Linked DNA regions of Mus musculus: region 2 is linked to region 1. The links are chromatin loops, found by intact Hi-C in ENCODE. Cell type or tissue: left cerebral cortex. All regions are shown on one strand. Links, peaks and the distances in the headings refer to the core of each region. The heading gives the core; the rest is flanking DNA.

The links. Peaks named below come from ENCODE experiments on the same cell type or tissue, not always from the same donor. Only the 100,000 strongest peaks of a DNase experiment are listed, where the experiment ranks them.
Region 2: it touches region 1 in a loop (2.8-fold over the local background); 1 of 42 quality-filtered maps calls a loop at or near these places.

What each region holds. Positions count from the first base shown.
Region 1 is chr8:94,699,081-94,707,436 of GRCm38, forward strand. n-TLcag5 (a tRNA gene) reads left to right here and starts at 4,551; the gene lies at 4,551-4,633. n-TLcag4 (a tRNA gene) reads right to left here and starts at 5,006; the gene lies at 4,924-5,006. In left cerebral cortex, for the core only: CTCF peaks have their summits at 3,957 and 5,124 (motif pointing right); DNase peaks (open chromatin) are centred at 3,945, 4,476, 5,070 and 5,527; H3K4me3 peaks cover 2,123 bases; H3K27ac peaks cover 2,515 bases.
Region 2 is chr8:94,382,147-94,390,502 of GRCm38, forward strand. Herpud1 (homocysteine-inducible, endoplasmic reticulum stress-inducible, ubiquitin-like domain member 1) reads left to right here and starts at 4,283. Exons shown (of 8, transcript NM_022331.2): 1 at 4,283-4,592; 2 at 7,210-7,287; 3 at 7,375-7,449. The coding sequence starts at 4,446. In left cerebral cortex, for the core only: no CTCF peak of the experiment used is centred there; DNase peaks (open chromatin) are centred at 3,704, 4,241 and 5,377; H3K4me3 peaks cover 2,891 bases; H3K27ac peaks cover 2,628 bases.

The DNA.
Region 1 (8,356 bases), core at 1,533-6,532:
CTGAGGACCAGGAGACCACTCTCACTTACCTGGTGGCAAACGGTCTCAAAAAACAAAGAACAAGACAGGAGGGTTTTAGGATCTTGGGACTTTGACAGAAGGGCTGGTTGATGCTGGTTTAACCCAGTGTACTTGGGGACAGCCCCCCCCCCCCACACACACACCTCTATGTCTCTCTGTCTCTGTTTCTTTCTCCTGAACACACACACATACCAAAAGCAGCTACTTTGCAAGTGAACAGTGCATTTCAGTAGCAGGAAAACTGTAACCCAGAGACCAAGCTCAGAACAAAGCTGGGGTGGGCCCGTAACTTTATTATGTATGACATAGAACAATCAGGAGACTGTTGGGGGGGGGGGGCAGATTCGGAAACAGTAGTGTGTTTTTGTTCTGCCGTTGGGTTGAATTCTGTCGTTTAGCTAATCCCACTCTCATTCCTTTCAAATGGCATCGCAGAGCCAGCCGAGCACTGGGGCAGCTGCCAGAACGTGTAGGAGGCGATCAGAGTGAGGCTAGAACCAGCTACCCACCAAGATCCACACAGATGAGGCCACGAAGAGCTCTGCATTGTCGGAATGCACAGCAGGGACAGACGGGCAGCTGTGAGTGGGGAATCGATTCGACAGCTCTTCCCAGGGATGGCCTCAGAGCACCTGTGGCCAGCCGCGCGTTCCCTGTTTAGTTCTGCACAGGTCTCTAGTCTGGTGAAAGCCCTACTCCGAGCCTGTCAGGATCGGAGGGCCACTAGGATTCTTCACAGAGCAGTTGGACATCAGTCCAGGAGCCAGGCCTAGTGGTATAAGGCCTGTATTCCCAACTGCTTGAAAGACACAGGCAGGAGAATTAACCTAAGTTCCAGGCCAGCCTTGCCTACATAGAAAAACCTTGTTTCCAAAATGTCAGCAGGGCCAGGAATAGCGACCCAAGCCTTTAACTCGAGCGCTCAGGAGGCAGAGGCAGGAAGCTCTCTGCCAGTCTGGTCTACATAGTGAGTTCCAGGACAGCCAGGGCTACAAAGAGAAAGAGTCAAAAAACACTCATAACAACAACAAAACCCTAATGAATTGGTTAATTAAAATAGATTATCTTTAAAAAACAAAAAACATCAAGACCTGGGAATAAGGCACTAACTATGCAGACATGAGGACTTGGATTCGAATTCTTTGCATCCAGGTCAAAAGCTGGGCCTGGCTATCAGTGACCATGACTTCAAAACTAGGGGATTAGAGAAGGCAGATCCCTAGAGGTCATTGGGCTGACCCAGAAATAAGTGGTTTGGGTTTTTTTTTAGATTTTATTTATTTATTTATTTATTTATTTATTTATTTATTTATTTATTTATTGTATGTGAGTACACTGTAGCTGTCTTCAGACACAACAGAAGAGGGCATCAGATCCCATTACAGATGGTTGTGAGCCACCATGTGGTTGCTGGGATTTGAACTCAGGACCTCTGGAAGAGCACTCAGTGCTCTTACCTGCTGAGTTATCTCTCCAGCCCCAGAAATGAGCTTTGGTTCATCGAGAGAGCCCGTCTCAAAACAACAAGGCAGAGATTAATAGAAGAGGAAGTAGGTGTTCTGCTCAGGCCTCCCCGCATGTCCCTATGGGCAGGGTCACCTGTACCCTCAACTGTCTGCCCCATACACCACCCACACTCAACAAAACCAAGAAGACAAACTAAGAGTGTTGAGAGATGGGTAATAACACTATTTTCATTAAGTTAGATTTTAGTTCTAAGAAACGTACATGACTCTTCCTATAGACTTCCAAGTTTCCTGCTAGCACATATACTGACAGTCTCACACTTGTGCTAGTGGTGTGGGGTTGACTCTTTCCAATTTAACTATTAATTATTAATTCATTCGTTCATGGTTTGTTGCCAGTCACAGCCCCCTCTGCAGACCCAGGTGTGCCCTTTAATAAATGGCTGTTAAGACTTGAATGAATTTTCTCAGATCTTTTTCTTTCTTTTTTTTTTTTTGTTGTTTGTTTTTTAATTTTCACTGGTGTAGCTGTGTAGAAATAAAGACACTTGTATGCATTTATTTTTTTTAAAACCTTTCATCTACTTTAACAAAAATGAGGTTAGTGTACATACTGAATTTTTTAAAATTATGAGCCACTTGGATGTAGTGCCTAAGGCAGCAAGACAGGCTTGCCCAGGTTCTTGGTATTAAAACAGCACCTCACACTCGCACATCAAATTGTTTCCCACTGAGCCACCTTCCCCCCCCCCCCCCCTCCATGGTGAAATTTGGAAACTTGGAGAGGAGCTTCACTCTCTTTGACTTGCTGCATGACAACCAACTCCTTGGGTAACTAACTAGTCCTTCGTCACCCTACCACAGGCTAACACTGACTTCCAGCCAGCCTCATGCTGGGGTGTTCTTTTCTTTTCTCTTCTCTTCTTTTCTTTTCTCTTCTTTTCTTTTTTCTTTTCCTCTTTTCTTCTCTTCTCTTTTTCCTTCCTTCCTTCCTTCCTTCCTTCCTTCCTTCCTTCCTTCCTTCCTTTCGTTCGTTTTTAAAGATAATGTCTCATGTAGCCCAGGCTAATCTTAAACTCACTCTGTAGTGGTGGAAAATCTTGAACTCCTAATTCTCCGTTCTTTACCTCTTAATGGCTGCGATTATGGGTTTTAAATTGAGAAACAGTTTACTTTGAGAAGTTACTTTTTGCTTGTTTTGGTGTTTCTGTGTGTCCCGTGTCGTCGTCCCCCCCCCCCCCGTCGTCCCCCCCCCCCCCCCCCGTTTCTCTGTGTGGTCTTGGCTGTCCAAGATCTAGCTCAGTAGACCAGGCTGGCCTTGAACTCTTGAACTCTGCCTCTGCTTCCCAAGTGCTGGGATTTTTGTTGGGAGACAAAGTTTTTTCATGTAGCCAGGACTTAAATATGCATTTACAAACAAAATAAAAGAAAGGAAGAAAGAAAGAAAGAAAGGTAGAAACAAAGGAAGGAAGAAAACGAAGGAAGGAAGGAAGGAAGGAAGGAAGGAAGGAAGGAAGGAAGGAAAGAGAGGAGGGGAGAGGGGAGGGGAGGAGAGGAGAGGAAGAGGAAGAGGAAGAGGAAGAGGAAGAGGAAGAGGAGAGGAGAAGAGAAGAGAAGAGAAGAGAAGAGAAGAGAAGAGAAGAGAAGAGAAGAGAAGAGAAGAGGAGACAATAATGTATCTGTAGGAGAAGGCTGTAGCTAGCTAGCTAGGTTGGTAGAGTACTTGCTTAGCATGAGTTCGGTCCTGGCTGGGTAACCCTAAGTGAATGGAGTTCAAAGACATCATCGACTACTTAACGATTCTGAGGCCATCCTGGGCTATGTGAGACCCTGTTCCAAAAAGAAAAACAAATTAAAAAAAAAAAGTCACACACACACACAACTCCAACACAACAATAGATTCAAAAAACAACAAAGCTCTACAAACACCAACAACAGAATATGTCTCACCACAAATTCAACTGGGAGGCAAAAGAATATGAAGTAGAAACTCTTGTTTACTGATGGTGGAAAATAGCAGGAAGTGGGGGGGTGGGTGGGGGCGGGGCTTGAAAAAATTAGGATTAAACTAGGCTCTGTGACTTACATGTCTGTATATAGTTGTAGCATTCAGAAGGCTGAGACAGGAGGATAGCAAGTTCCAGGATAATCTGAACGACATAGCAAGATTCTGGTCAAAAGCCATCAACCAACCAGCCACACAAACAAGCTTGGTACTTTGACAGCAGCAATAAAACACCTCTCTACTGGGCGACTGGCCAGCTTGGTCGTGAATGTCTCTGGTGACCGGGCTATCTACTCAGATGCCCCATTACGTTAACCCTCCAACGCCCTTACAAACCAACATCCTCCAGCCAGGGCTCAAGGACTGATGGCACCTTCAGGGCTTTGAAGGCAGACGACAGTTCTCTCCCTAAGATCTCCATTTTCTCTGAAGCCGATGGCTGTGCTCACAGCATCCCCTGCCGGCAGGCCATCTCCAGCCAGTCTGTCTTACTAAGACGCCTCGGGCATCCTGTGGCGCGGAGCCGGGGGTCGTCTAGAATTCAGTTAACTGTAGCTCGTCCTTGTATTTACATCTATAGTTCTTCTCTATAGAATGTGAGAGAAACAGGTTTTTGGCGACATTTCCAGTGAAAACAGCTACAGGTCCGTTTGAAAGAGGGGGAGTCTTGTTAACACTGTATGTGTTTCTTGTTGTTTATTTAGGGTTTTTAATTTATTTTTAAAAAATATTTTATTTTATTTGAGATCGAGCCTAACTCCATAGCAAAGGCTGGTCTGGAACTCGAGGCGATTTTTCTGCTTTAGATTACTGCGTGCTAGAATTACAGATGAAGCTCGCCACGCCCTGCTACTAACCGGTGATTTTTAAACCCTGGGTAGACTGGACTGTAGACATTGCATTGCACAAAGCAGGAGAAACGCTGGCTGTAGATGCCAAGCAAGCATGTGTCTGTGCGACCGGGGTGATGGTGGGGTAGGGTAGTGGTGGTGGCGTGGCAGCGGTGGTGTTACAGAGTGCCAATAACTAAAATGAACATGAAAAGGACCAACTCTCATGTCAGGATGGCCGAGCGGTCTAAGGCGCTGCGTTCAGGTCGCAGTCTCCCCTGGAGGCGTGGGTTCGAATCCCACTTCTGACAGAATTCCTGTTTTTTTTTTTCCCCCTCCAGTAATTCTCTCTAAAAATTAAAAGCAAATTTGAAAACTAGACCTGCGCTTGAGACACCAGAGTGGGAATAATCATTCTCTCCCTCCCCCGCTCCTGGAATTCTTTTTACAGTTTCAAATCAAAGAAATAGGTAGTAAGAAGATAGTTTTAAAAAGTATACAATAGCATTTAAAACGACGAAGAGGAGTATATTATGAAGAGTCGATAATTATTACCTAATTCACTTTATGTATAAATTGAATTATGAAGAAAAGAGCAACTTGTCAGAAGTGGGATTCGAACCCACGCCTCCAGGGGAGACTGCGACCTGAACGCAGCGCCTTAGACCGCTCGGCCATCCTGACAACTGGAAACAGAGCGCCTAGTCAGTCCTCTTTGTAAGCCTCTCAATGTGCGCATGCGTAATGAAGTAGCTTCTGGGATTTTTTGCACTGGGCGGAGCAAGCACCCTATGTAATACTACGAATGACCGGCAGGTGGCACTCGCCACTCGCTAGAAAACTCAGAAGGCGCCAGACCTGCAGTTTCTTTTAAATGAATGCAGAAACTGTGCCCTTCATCCTTGTTTCCTGCGGATCTGCCAGCATCCTTGCTTTTTTTTTTTTTTTTTTTTTTTGCATCCCCACCTTCGTGTCTTTATGGTACGTGGCAATCAGGTCCGTATATTCGCGGCAGCTAACGGTGCTTAGCCTTTGCTACCCTGACCCGGTTGACGTCATAAAATCCTGGTCCCCTTGCCTAAAGGTGATCAAAACCTCAGCGACCCATTTGCAGGGTTACTGGTTTGTTTCAGACTCTAGCTTAGATGAATCCCGCAGCGACACGGTCTGATCCGGGTTTTGGCCGTGTCTTCAGTGCCCACACAGTGCCTGACACACAATAGTATGCAGGTCAGATGCCCCCTATCCCCGCGCCGTCTCGCTTTCAGTTATTTCGTGACTCATCGCTCCTCTCCGCCCCTTGCCTTTTTCTGTTCCTTCTCGCCCCCTTCTCAAACCTCAGACTTGCTCACGGAAACAGAAAACCTCAGCCCAAAAGAAGCTGTTCCTCATGTTATTTCCAAAGGTATAAATAAGGATGGCATACCGTGCCCACAATAATAACGATGGTAAATAAAAACAAACAAAAAAATAACGACTAAGAGCCATACGTGCTTTTAATCTCATCACTCAGGAGGCAGAAGCAGGTTGATCTCTGTGTGAGTTCTAGTCTACATAGTGAATTCCAGGCTAAATCCTGTGTCAAACCAAAAATGATTAAGAATGGTTAGAAAATACATTGATGGGAGAGAAAAACAATAAAGAATGGCTAGAGGTTTTACAGACATTGGTACAAAAGGCTTGATAAGGTTTCAGTGAGTTCAAAAGGATATAGGCAAACAAAATCAGTGTTGATGGGGAGAGGAGGAACATTTGATGAGAGACCCAGTAAATGCGAAGGTTCTCAGGCAGAGAGAACTGTGCTCTTGGTAGGAAAGGTGGCATGTCAAAGTCAGCAAGACACTGAGATTAGAGTGAAGGAGGCTTAAGTTTGCATCGTTACACCAGGCTGGGTGTTAGAGAAAGGACTTTAGCTTTACCTTGTCTGTAGTGTATCACCAGAGTGTCTTAAGCGGGATTGGGGCAGGTCCTGGTGGCCCCTTAGAAGGAGCCCTTTAATTGTTCATGGAGAAATAGGTGGGAGTCAGAGAGTCTGGGGAGGTGAGCCAGGCTGGAAGATGGCAGGTCTAGCAAACCGAGAGAGCACAGGCTGTGTTCTAGTTGTAGAGCAGACAGGCCCTACCACCGGACTGTAGAAGATGTCAATAGAGAGAGGCAGGAAGTCACAGAGACCTTGGAGGGGCCAGAGTTCTCATTTCCATTAGGAGACAGGGGCTTCCAGGCAGATGTTGAAGTTGTTCCTTCAATCATAGTTGCTCAAGGTCCTCCTGGGTGTGGGGGGCCCAGCACATTTGGATCACCTCATCTTTAGTAACCCCAGCATTCCTGGGCACAGACCAGACAGAGAAAGGCATGTCTGGAACACAGATTAGCCTGCTGCAGCTGCCGGGACAGAGGGGCCTCGCTGGCCAGGGTCGGCCACTTCCTCTGCCACCCCTGGTACGTGTTTTAGGTGACTGCTTTCTGGCCCAGAGGAGGCTTCTCAGTGCCTCATTCCAACCTGGACTGCCCAAGCCAAAATTACCTTCTTTCCTTAAATCAGAAGCCTGAAGAGCCACACCAGCCACAGGGAGAGCTTCGCCTCTGCCTCCTGGCTTAGGCCATTGCCCAGCTTGGAGGAAAGTCCCGGGGCTGACCCGGAAAGCCCATCAGAGCAGGGGAAGTCCCTGTGTGGCTCTTGACGTACTGAGCTCTGGTCAGTACCTGGTGATTATCCAGCCAAGGGCCCGGAGAGGTGGACTCCTTGCATTTCCATGACACCAGCTTTTGATGCACTGTTGTCCAGAGGAAAGGGTGGCAGGAAACAGAGTTTTAGCAAATGCCACCATGGACGTCACCATCCTAACAGCACCACAATGATATGTATATTTACACTTATTTGACAGATGCAGAGAATGGAGCTTAGAGAGGCAAGTAACTCACTGATAGTCAGGCAGCTAATAAATGGATTTGATTCATCTGCATCAAAGCTCCCTCCTGGGAGGTGGGGTTGGGGCTGGAGAGATGTCTCAGTGGTGAAGAGCGCTTTCTGTTATTCTAGAGTATCTGAATTTGGTACCCAACACCCACATCTGCAGCTCCAGGAGATGCCACACCCTCTTCTGACCTCCAAGGGCCCCAACGTGTGCATATGTATAATTAAGAGAAAAATAAAAAGGCTTCCTCAGGAATGCTGTGGCCTACTGCCAAGCTAGATGTTCTCTTAGGCAGTCTCTTCTCGGTCTTAACTGCTGAGCCATCTCTCCAGCCCCTCCACTTCAGTAATTAACATGGAGATGGCAAAACAGATTTTCTTTAGCGTAACAATACTAGCTTAATTTTTTTTATTTTTACAGAGATCTGATTCTGTAAATTATACTGGTCCCCGAATCACAGCAATTCTCCTGCCTCAGCCCCCAGTTGTGTTGGGATTACATGAAGGAACCACTAGGCCTGACTCCCAAGGGAGAGCCTTGGGTCTTTACCCGCTAAACCCTATGATGCCTCGGCCTCACCCAGGGTCTCTTCCCACTGAGAAGAAACTCTGAAGGATGAGAGCTTGCTGAGTCATGGCCAGGTTGGACCTGGGAGGGCTATTTTTAGAACTGTTTTCATTATTGGAGGCGACTGAAAGAATAGGGAGGTTTTTCCCAGCATGGCTGTCCCAGTGGCCTGGCCAAGCTTTTGTACTCAGGGTCTGCTTTCTTTGGCTGACAGAAGAGGTCAGAAGCCATCAGGCACCAGAGCTAAACCTGTGCCAAGACCCTATTCTGGCATCTCGGTCACTGCATGGAAGCAAGCCGGACACCCCGAGGGACAGGAGGTCTGATAATGAAGTGGACTAGGCAGGCAGAGGTCTTTAAGACAGGAGGCAAGATCTATCCGAGACCTCCAAGGTCACCCTGCCCCTCCTCCCCACTGTGGCCCAGTTTTTTCACTTAGAATCGGGTCACATGGACAGAAATGTTTCCATGTGACCAGAATGGTTTCAAAGCCAGGAGTTTACTTTCAAGTTCTGTGGAATGCTAAATGTGCCCTGAAATCCTTTGATCACC
Region 2 (8,356 bases), core at 1,442-6,441, 320 kb before region 1:
TTCCAGTCCTTCACACAATTGACAAACACCTGTACAGAACCTTCACACATCCTCCTGGGGACTGGCAGTCATCTCTAGATTAGTTAACAGTATGAGGTCACAGAAATTGTCTAGGGAATGATGACAAAAGGTTCCACACAGTTCAGTACAGACACATAATACTTGGGTTTTGCTTCCATTTTGAAAACAGGGTATTGTTTTGTAGCCAAGTTGGCCTTGGACAGGTGATCTTCTTTCTTCAGCTTCTCAAACACTGGGGTTATGGGTGTGTACTACTATGCTTGGCTCCTGACACAACTTTTTAAAAAGATGAGGGTTTTTTTTGCCGGCCACTCCTGGCTCTGCTGTCCAGTGATCTGCAGCCGCACACTAGGACAGACCAGTCCAATCAGAGGGTTGCCTGTAACATCTCTAATTGCTCCAGTGTCACAGCAACTCTGCCCAACATAGGTGACAGTATCTGGCAGGAGTCTTCTCTCAGTTACCTCTCATGGAAGGGGAGGAGGGAGAAGAGGGGAGCAAGATAAGCATGGGAGGGTGTGAGCCCACAGTGAGAGAAGGAACCCACACCTGTGATCATCGAGTCCGGTCAGTTCACATCACGGCATAATCAGATCTTAAGAGCCGCACCTCTCAATATCCTCCGATGGCAATTAAAGTTTCAAGATGAGTTTGGAGGAGGCAAACTTTCAAATCCTGGCATCCCTTCGAAGAAGAATCCACTGGGTGACTTTGGTTTCAGAACCAATCAGCTGGAGTCACTGCTGCTCTCCAAATACTGATGGTTAGTATTCACTGAGCCCTCACCAGATACTGGGCTCTGTCTGTCTCCAGAACCCAATGATGGCATCCTGTGTCAGCCTCACAGTCGTGGTATGAAATTTTAATAATTAAAATTAAGTAGCTAAGAAAAATTAGGTACGGAAAGGCTAAGTAACTTCCTAAGGCCACACGATTAGTGGCAGAAGTTGGGCTTGAAGACAGGCAGTTTGGCTCATTAGTTTAACCACAGAGGTATACCCCACCCCCTATACAAATTCTGTATAAAGTTGACTAGTCCCATAGATATTAACCGCTAATTGTTATATATAACATTTATATGTTATTATATATTATATTATATGACATATATAACAATATATATTATGTAATATATATGTGATATATACACATATGTATAATATATATAATTGGAGGAATCATAGCTCCTCCAAAAATGAGTTGATGGCTCAGAAGGTAAGGTACTTGCCCCTCAAGCACAAGGACCTGAGCTTGAATCCTCAGAACTCTAATAAAGCCAGATGCTGTATCTGGTCTCTGTAATCCCAGTGCTCCCGTGGAGAGATGGGAAGCAGAAACAGAAAAATCCCTGGAAGCATCAGAAACAAAGAAAGAACCAAGAGACCCTGTCTTAAAGGAGGTGGAAGGTGAGGACCATCCTCTGAGGTTGTCCTCTGACATAAGTGCTGTGGCAGGCACATATCCATGTTCATATACATGAATGAGTATACACAGACAGACGCATAGATGCACAGACACGGACACACACACACACACACACACACACACACACACTCTTTTAACCCTAAGAAGCTGAGGCTGAAGGATCACAAGTTCAAGACCAGTCTGGGCTACACGGGGAGTCCCTGCATTCAAAACAAAAACCCTGAGGCTTTTGCATTCTCTTTTGTATTTCTATTATCACTGTCCCATGGCTGTTGCCCCTTGGAATTGTAGGGCCAGGAAGAGCAAGGTCACATCACGCTTATCTTTCTATCCTTGGCAATTTATTGAGCTAAATTAAGTGTTTTTCAAAACACACTGTAAGCAGAATCCAGCCTTCAGAGAGGGCTGTTTCACAGGGAGATAAAATTTAAGACAGAAACAAATTGGATGTGCTTTTCTTCTTGGGGGGAGGGAAGGTAAAGTCAACAACACAGAACCCCCCCCAGCAACCCCCCCTCCACTACTGAGGCTCAAACCAAGAACCTCATGAATGTTAGACAAGCCTGGTACCATCAAGTGATATTCCAAGCCCATCCTTTCCCAGTAGTACTTCGTGGAAATGGACAAGCTCTCTTAGGGATGCTGAGGTTTGTCCCTGAAGGCAAGGGGAAAGCTTTCTGTAGGCACACTTCATTTGCCCAGTGAGGCCCGTGTCTCTCGAAGCTGTCTCCCCAAGGTCTCTGCTTGTCTTATCTAATCTTCCCCGACTTGCAGTTCCTAGCCAGCGAGCCTACGATATCATAATTAGCTATGTTTTCCCATTCAGAAGAATCAGGTAGGGAAAGCTTCAAACTTTCTGGGGCCCAGAGCAAAATGAAAGTATTAGTCCTATGAAGGGAGTCTTAGAGAGAAGGTGGAGTGGGAGAGGTGGCTCAGGGGGTTGGCTCACGTTTTCAAAATCCTGAGGACTAGAGTTTAGATCCCAGCGCCCACAGGACAAACTGGGCATCCCTTGCAAACGTCTGTGATTCCAGCTCTGAGTGGTGGAGAGACAGGAGGATTGCTGGTGCTTGCCACTTCCAGGCTCGCTGAGAAAGCAGTAGCCCCAGGTTCAGGGAGAGACCCTGCCTCAAAGGAAATGTGGAGGAGAACCTCGGTCGGAAACTCTTTTCTGGTCTCTGCACCATTGTGCCTACATACAGGCACAGGGATACATACACACGCGCAAATAGCATAAATCTTCAAAAATAATTTTAAGAGAGAAACAACAGGGTATTAAGTCAAATGTGAAGATCACTGTGGCAGAGATCACATGCCCTGGGGGGCCAGTCTTCATGCAAAGGGACAGAGCCCTCCTAGCTGCCCTTTAGTTTCTGAAGATCTGCCTGCTTCTGCCTCCTGATGCAGGCCTTTATGTTGTAACACCACACTGGCCTCAGTGGTCTTCAACATAAAACCTGGGAAGGAAAGCAGCTGAGGTTCTGCGGCGTGTCCCTGGTGGACCACTGGCAAATGCCGCTGCGGTGAGGTGCAGGGTGTCCTCCAGAGAGACGCTGACGTCTCAGCCCCAGAATGTGATGGCATTTAGAAATATCTTTGTGAAAGATAATCGTTAAGATGAGGTCTTTAGCCACGACAATGCGAATGATACCCTTATAAAGGGGGCAGGGGAGAGACTGGACAGAGATACGCATAAAGATGATGCAGATACACTCACACCCGTGTATGTGCACGCACACAGGTGCACACCCGGAGAATGCCATGTGATCGGAAAGCTCGAGATTGGAAAAATACTCCCCAAAGCTAAGAAGTCCCAAGGACAGTTAGCAAACCTGCAGAACTTAGGAGAGTGGTACAGATTCTGCCCCCAAAGAAAGCAATGCTGCCCTAACCCCTGGTCGCAGACTTCCAGCCTCTACAGCTTCAAAATAAACTTCTGTTGCTCGAGCCTCCAGTTTACGACACTTTCTTATGGTTGTGTGACAAACTCACATAACCATCTCCCGAACAGGACTCTCCTATCACCTCTCTGACCTCTGTAAGCTCTGGACATGGCTGAAAACCCAGGTATCCCAACAGGATTGGGACAAAGATGGGCCGGAGCAATGCCAGTTTTGTTTTTCAAACTCAGAGGAAACACTGGAGCACTGCCTCTGGTCAGATTTCAGGTATCTGAGACCACTGCTGTGCTTGTCGCAACCCCAATTTAAAAGCAGCAGATGTTGTTAGTTCATAAATGATGACCCTTTCCAGTGTCTCCTAGAGGGTTTGTCAATCAAGAGGCACTTAGTGCCATTACTATAAGGGGTATGTTCCACACTTGATGCATCGTTAAATTTGCTGCAGGCACATTGGAAAGTGCCCGAATCCTTCATCCTCTCAGCTCAGAGCAACACAGGCCTGGTTTCTCTTCGCTTCTAAGGCCTGGTTAGTTCGTAAGGCTTCCCTGGATGCCAGGCTGCGCAGCCACCAGGGAAAATGCAAGCGGACAGACGTATGCCCAGGCGCCTGGGGTCAGAAAGGGCGGAGGGCCGCTTTGTGAGGGCACAATTTGCAGAGCCTGCTGATCTTGGGAGTCAGGCAGGCCGCCAGGCTCAGGCACCGCACGCATCCCGCGCTAAGGAGCCTGAACAGGACCAGCGCCCCAGAGGGCACCCTGACATGGCCGCCGAAGACCCGCTCCCGCGCCGCTGTCGGGACTCAGGATGACGCAACCACGGCGGGTTGCATCAGCCCGCACCCCCGCGCTTAGCCCGCCTCTCCGCCGCCTTTCTCCGGGCGCTGATTGGGCCACGTTGGACACTGACCTCTGTCTCAGCCAATGGATGGCAGCCACAGAGAGCGCTATCTGCGGAGCCCTGGCACGGGGCGCCCATAAAAGGTACCCGAGACGGGGGCGCGTGTCCCAAAGACGCCAAGTGTCGTTGTGTGGTCTCAGACGGCTGCGTCGCCGCCCGTTCGGCATCCCTGAGCGCAGTCGAGCCGCCAGCGACGCAGACATGGAGCCCGAGCCACAGCCCGAGCCGGTCACGCTGCTGGTGAAGAGTCCCAATCAGCGCCACCGCGACTTGGAGCTGAGTGGCGACCGCAGTTGGAGTGTGAGTCGCCTCAAGGCCCACCTGAGCCGAGTCTACCCCGAGCGCCCGGTGAGTGGGACCCCGGGGTGCCACGCCTGCAGGGTTGCCTGAACTCACCTGTCACACACCACAGGGCGCGAGTCTCCTTCCTGCCCAACCGTCTCCTGTGCCCCTCTGCTCGCCCTAGCGCTTGTCATCTCTTCTGGGCCTCCACCAGTCCGCGCTTGCCCTCTTCTAGCCCCTCATCTCTTCACCTCCCATTACACCTAACTCCCAAGGCTGTCACACATCTGCCCCACGTCCCTGTACCCTCTCCTCATCCTCCCAGGGAAACAGTAATTTGACCTTAATGAGTCATTTCCCCATCCGAGTCCCAGTGACCCTCCACAAACTACTAGGTGACTGACTGGGTGTTCCCAGTTCGGCTTGCATCTGATGGGTAGAAATAAGAAAAGTAAATGTTGCCAAACGAGACTTCTGGGTGTACCGAGGACAGACAGTATATGTGCCAGATTGGGCCATTGGCTAGAGGGTGGGGTGCGTGCCCAGTCACCAACTTCTGAAGGTCCCACGCCCATAGGCTAGACATGGCTCTTCTCCTGCAGCCTTCCGTTGACCGCCCCTCCCTGTCGCGCCGCACTTAGTCTCGGGGAGGAGCCCCCTTAACTTTCTAGCGAAGGATGACTGAGAAAGGAAGCCAGCAGCTGGAGTAGCCCTGAGTCTGATTTGACGACAACCGTGGGTCAGTTAGGAGACTTTCTTGTTCCGTGGGGTTCCCCACCCCTCCCCCTCCCCCTTTGGTTGACACATCTGTCAACAGCTCCCTAGCCCCGCCCACCCCTCCGGTCCCTGCCACGTGACGGAGGCTGTGCGCTGGACCTTCCTGTATTTACTTTGTTCTCTGATGTTATGTAAGTGTCCACGAGTACAGTTCTGGATCCGACAGGAGAGGGCAATCGGGTGGCTGCAGATGGGGACTTTGAACAGTGGCCTTAGAGCTCCAACCGGCAGTGGCGCGTGGGTTTCAGTTTGTTTTTGTTCCGAGTTGTCGGGAAAGTAAACAAGGCTTTTCCTTTTAGAATTGGCGAGGAACTTTATCACTTTGGGTGTAAGCGTCTAAGCCCCTGGAACTGGTCGGGGCAGTGTGTAGGATCTCCGTGGTTGTTTTCAAGAAACCAGGTGTTCTTGTTGGGAGGTGGCAGTTAGGTGCATAAATGATGCTCCTGTCGGGTCAGGTTGCATCATTTGTAAAAGCTGTTTTGAGGCCTGTTTTCCTCAGGTGAGGAACATTGGGCCCCTTGGATTTGAAGACCTAAGCTGGTAAATACCAGTAGGTCTCCTGGGTGTACAAATCTGTACCTTACAAAAATACCGGGAATGGACGCAGTGGTGCGCTTCTGTAATATGTCACTGGAGAGGCCAAAGCAGGAGGAGCATGTCTTGCAGACTGGGCTATACATAGTGTGAGTCTCTCAGTAATTAAAGAAGAAGGCATGTTCATGGTTTTTTTTTTTTTTTTTTTTTTCTGTAGTAGTACTTATCATTGGGTGATGATAAAAGTTTATAATAGTTATTTGCTTAACATTTTATTTTCAAATTGGCCTTCCAGGTGAGGACAGAGGGTCAGTTTGGTTTTTACCATTTGCTGGTGGTTGGCTTCACATTTAGAACAGCATTTTGCAAATTGGTGTGCACAGCATTTGTCAGTAAAGCAGTCCAAACAACATGGAACACAGCATCCAATATGTGTTTTAGGTGTAGTGTCAAAAGTCCTAATGGATGTTGATAAGAAGATGAAGGCTTCCTAATAGTCTGAGGCTGGCCATAAACTCTTGTTCTTTCTGCCTCTACCTCACCATGTGCCAGGCTTGTGGGCATGTGCCACCATGCCTAGGTGGATACAGTTTTCCTGGTCTTTTGGGGAGCAGCGTTTTGAGATAGGGCCTCTCTAGCCAGATTTGCTTGCAGCTCATTCATATCCCGGGATGGCCTCAAACTTCTGCCTCAGTTACCCTTGTGCTGAGAGTCTAGATATGAGCCCAGGTTTTTTTAAAATTTAATTTAATTTTTATTTCAGGCTGTTTGGAAGGAACATCTTAATTCCAAGTTTTGCTTAGTGGGTTATTCTGTTGTGCAGGCTGGTGACCTGTGGGGTGGTAGCCATTATTTGAGGCCATTGCTTTTAAGGACATACTTTTAAAAATATGGCTTAGGAGAAATTTAAAAATTGATTTTAGAGATGAGAATTATATAAAGGCATATGGACTCCGTGTCCTTAAAGTCACTGGTATAGAGGAGAATATATGGGTTGGACTCTTGATTCTAGCAGCAGGTAATATCGGGTGGCATGGAAGAAGACTGACCAAAAGTAAATTGAGTTTTCTCTGGCTTTAGAGTTCATTGCTGCCAAAGCACGAAATACAATTTGTGTTTTTAGTAGCAGAAAGAAGTTTCCCTGTGAATAAGAAGTAAAGTGTGTGGCATAGTTTTTACGAGCTAGGGGGTTATTTGCCTCCCAAATTTATTTGCATATTTGAGATTAAAGTCAAGCACTTCCTAAATAAACGTTTTATATATGAGAATTTTTCTTAAAAAAAAAAAAAAAAAGGTCTTCCCGTGGTGGCGGGGGGAAAAAAACTTGTTCGAATCTAAGCTGATGTGTGCTTTTCTTTCCTTTTACAATCAGCGTCCAGAGGACCAGAGGTTAATTTATTCTGGGAAGCTGCTGTTGGATCACCAGTGTCTCCAAGATTTGCTTCCAAAGGTATTTGTAGCCCTTAGCTCTTGCTTTGGGGTGGGGTCGGGCGCTTGTGTTTGAAGTCAGGCTCTGAGGTGTCTCTTGTTACATCAGCAGGAAAAGCGACATGTTTTGCACCTTGTGTGCAATGTGAAGAATCCCTCCAAAATGCCAGAAACCAGCACAAAGGTATGGCATCTTTTTATGATAATAGCTACTTGTGTCTCTGATTCTCAAGGGAGGGAGAAAGGAAGTCGAGTAAAACCGAAGAGAGACTTGATCGCATCTCCCCAAGGCATGCCAGGTCTCAGAGGCTGTGCTCTCAGCACACTGAGGGCTGAGCAGACTGCTGTTTGCGTGCCATGTGCAAAAGCAAAGGCAGTCCCCTGACCTGAGCTTGCTGTGTGCCCAGAACACAGCGCCAGAATGGCACGTGAAAGTGGGGTTTATAGAAATGAACACATTTCCCTAAGGAACTTTGTTTATTTTCAAGACAGTGTCTCTCTATGTAGCCCTGGCTGTCCTGGAACTCGCTCTGTAGATCAGGCTGGCTTCAGATTCCCAAAGATCAGCCTGCCTCTGCCTCCTGAGTGCTGAGGTTACAGGCCTGTGTCACACCCACCTGGCTAGGAACATGAATTTTATAAGGAGTAGAGAAGTAAACATATTTCCTGTAGAAATTTCTGTCAGGATGACTTGGGTAGGGAAAGACCACAGTCTTCATTACATGATCTCTAAAGACTTTGGTTTGACAATAAAACACATTTGCTTTTCTTGACAGTAGTTGCTTATATGTGCACTCTCCATATTCTAGCGTGGTATTTGACTTAAATTTGTATTTCACTTGTATTTCTCACAACTTCTGAGTATCACATGGAAAATTCTCTTTCCTTTACATTGCTGCCTAGTTATATGTGCACATCCTGTCTGTCACATTGATTTCTAGGCCTACTCCTGGGTTTAACACTGTACATTTTAGCTTCAGTGGGAAGCAGTCTCAGTAATGATAGCTGCATTCAGAAGATTTTCTGAGACTACAGTAGAAAAACATTTTTTATTTGTATGTGTGTCTCGATACTGGTGTCTGCATAGAGAG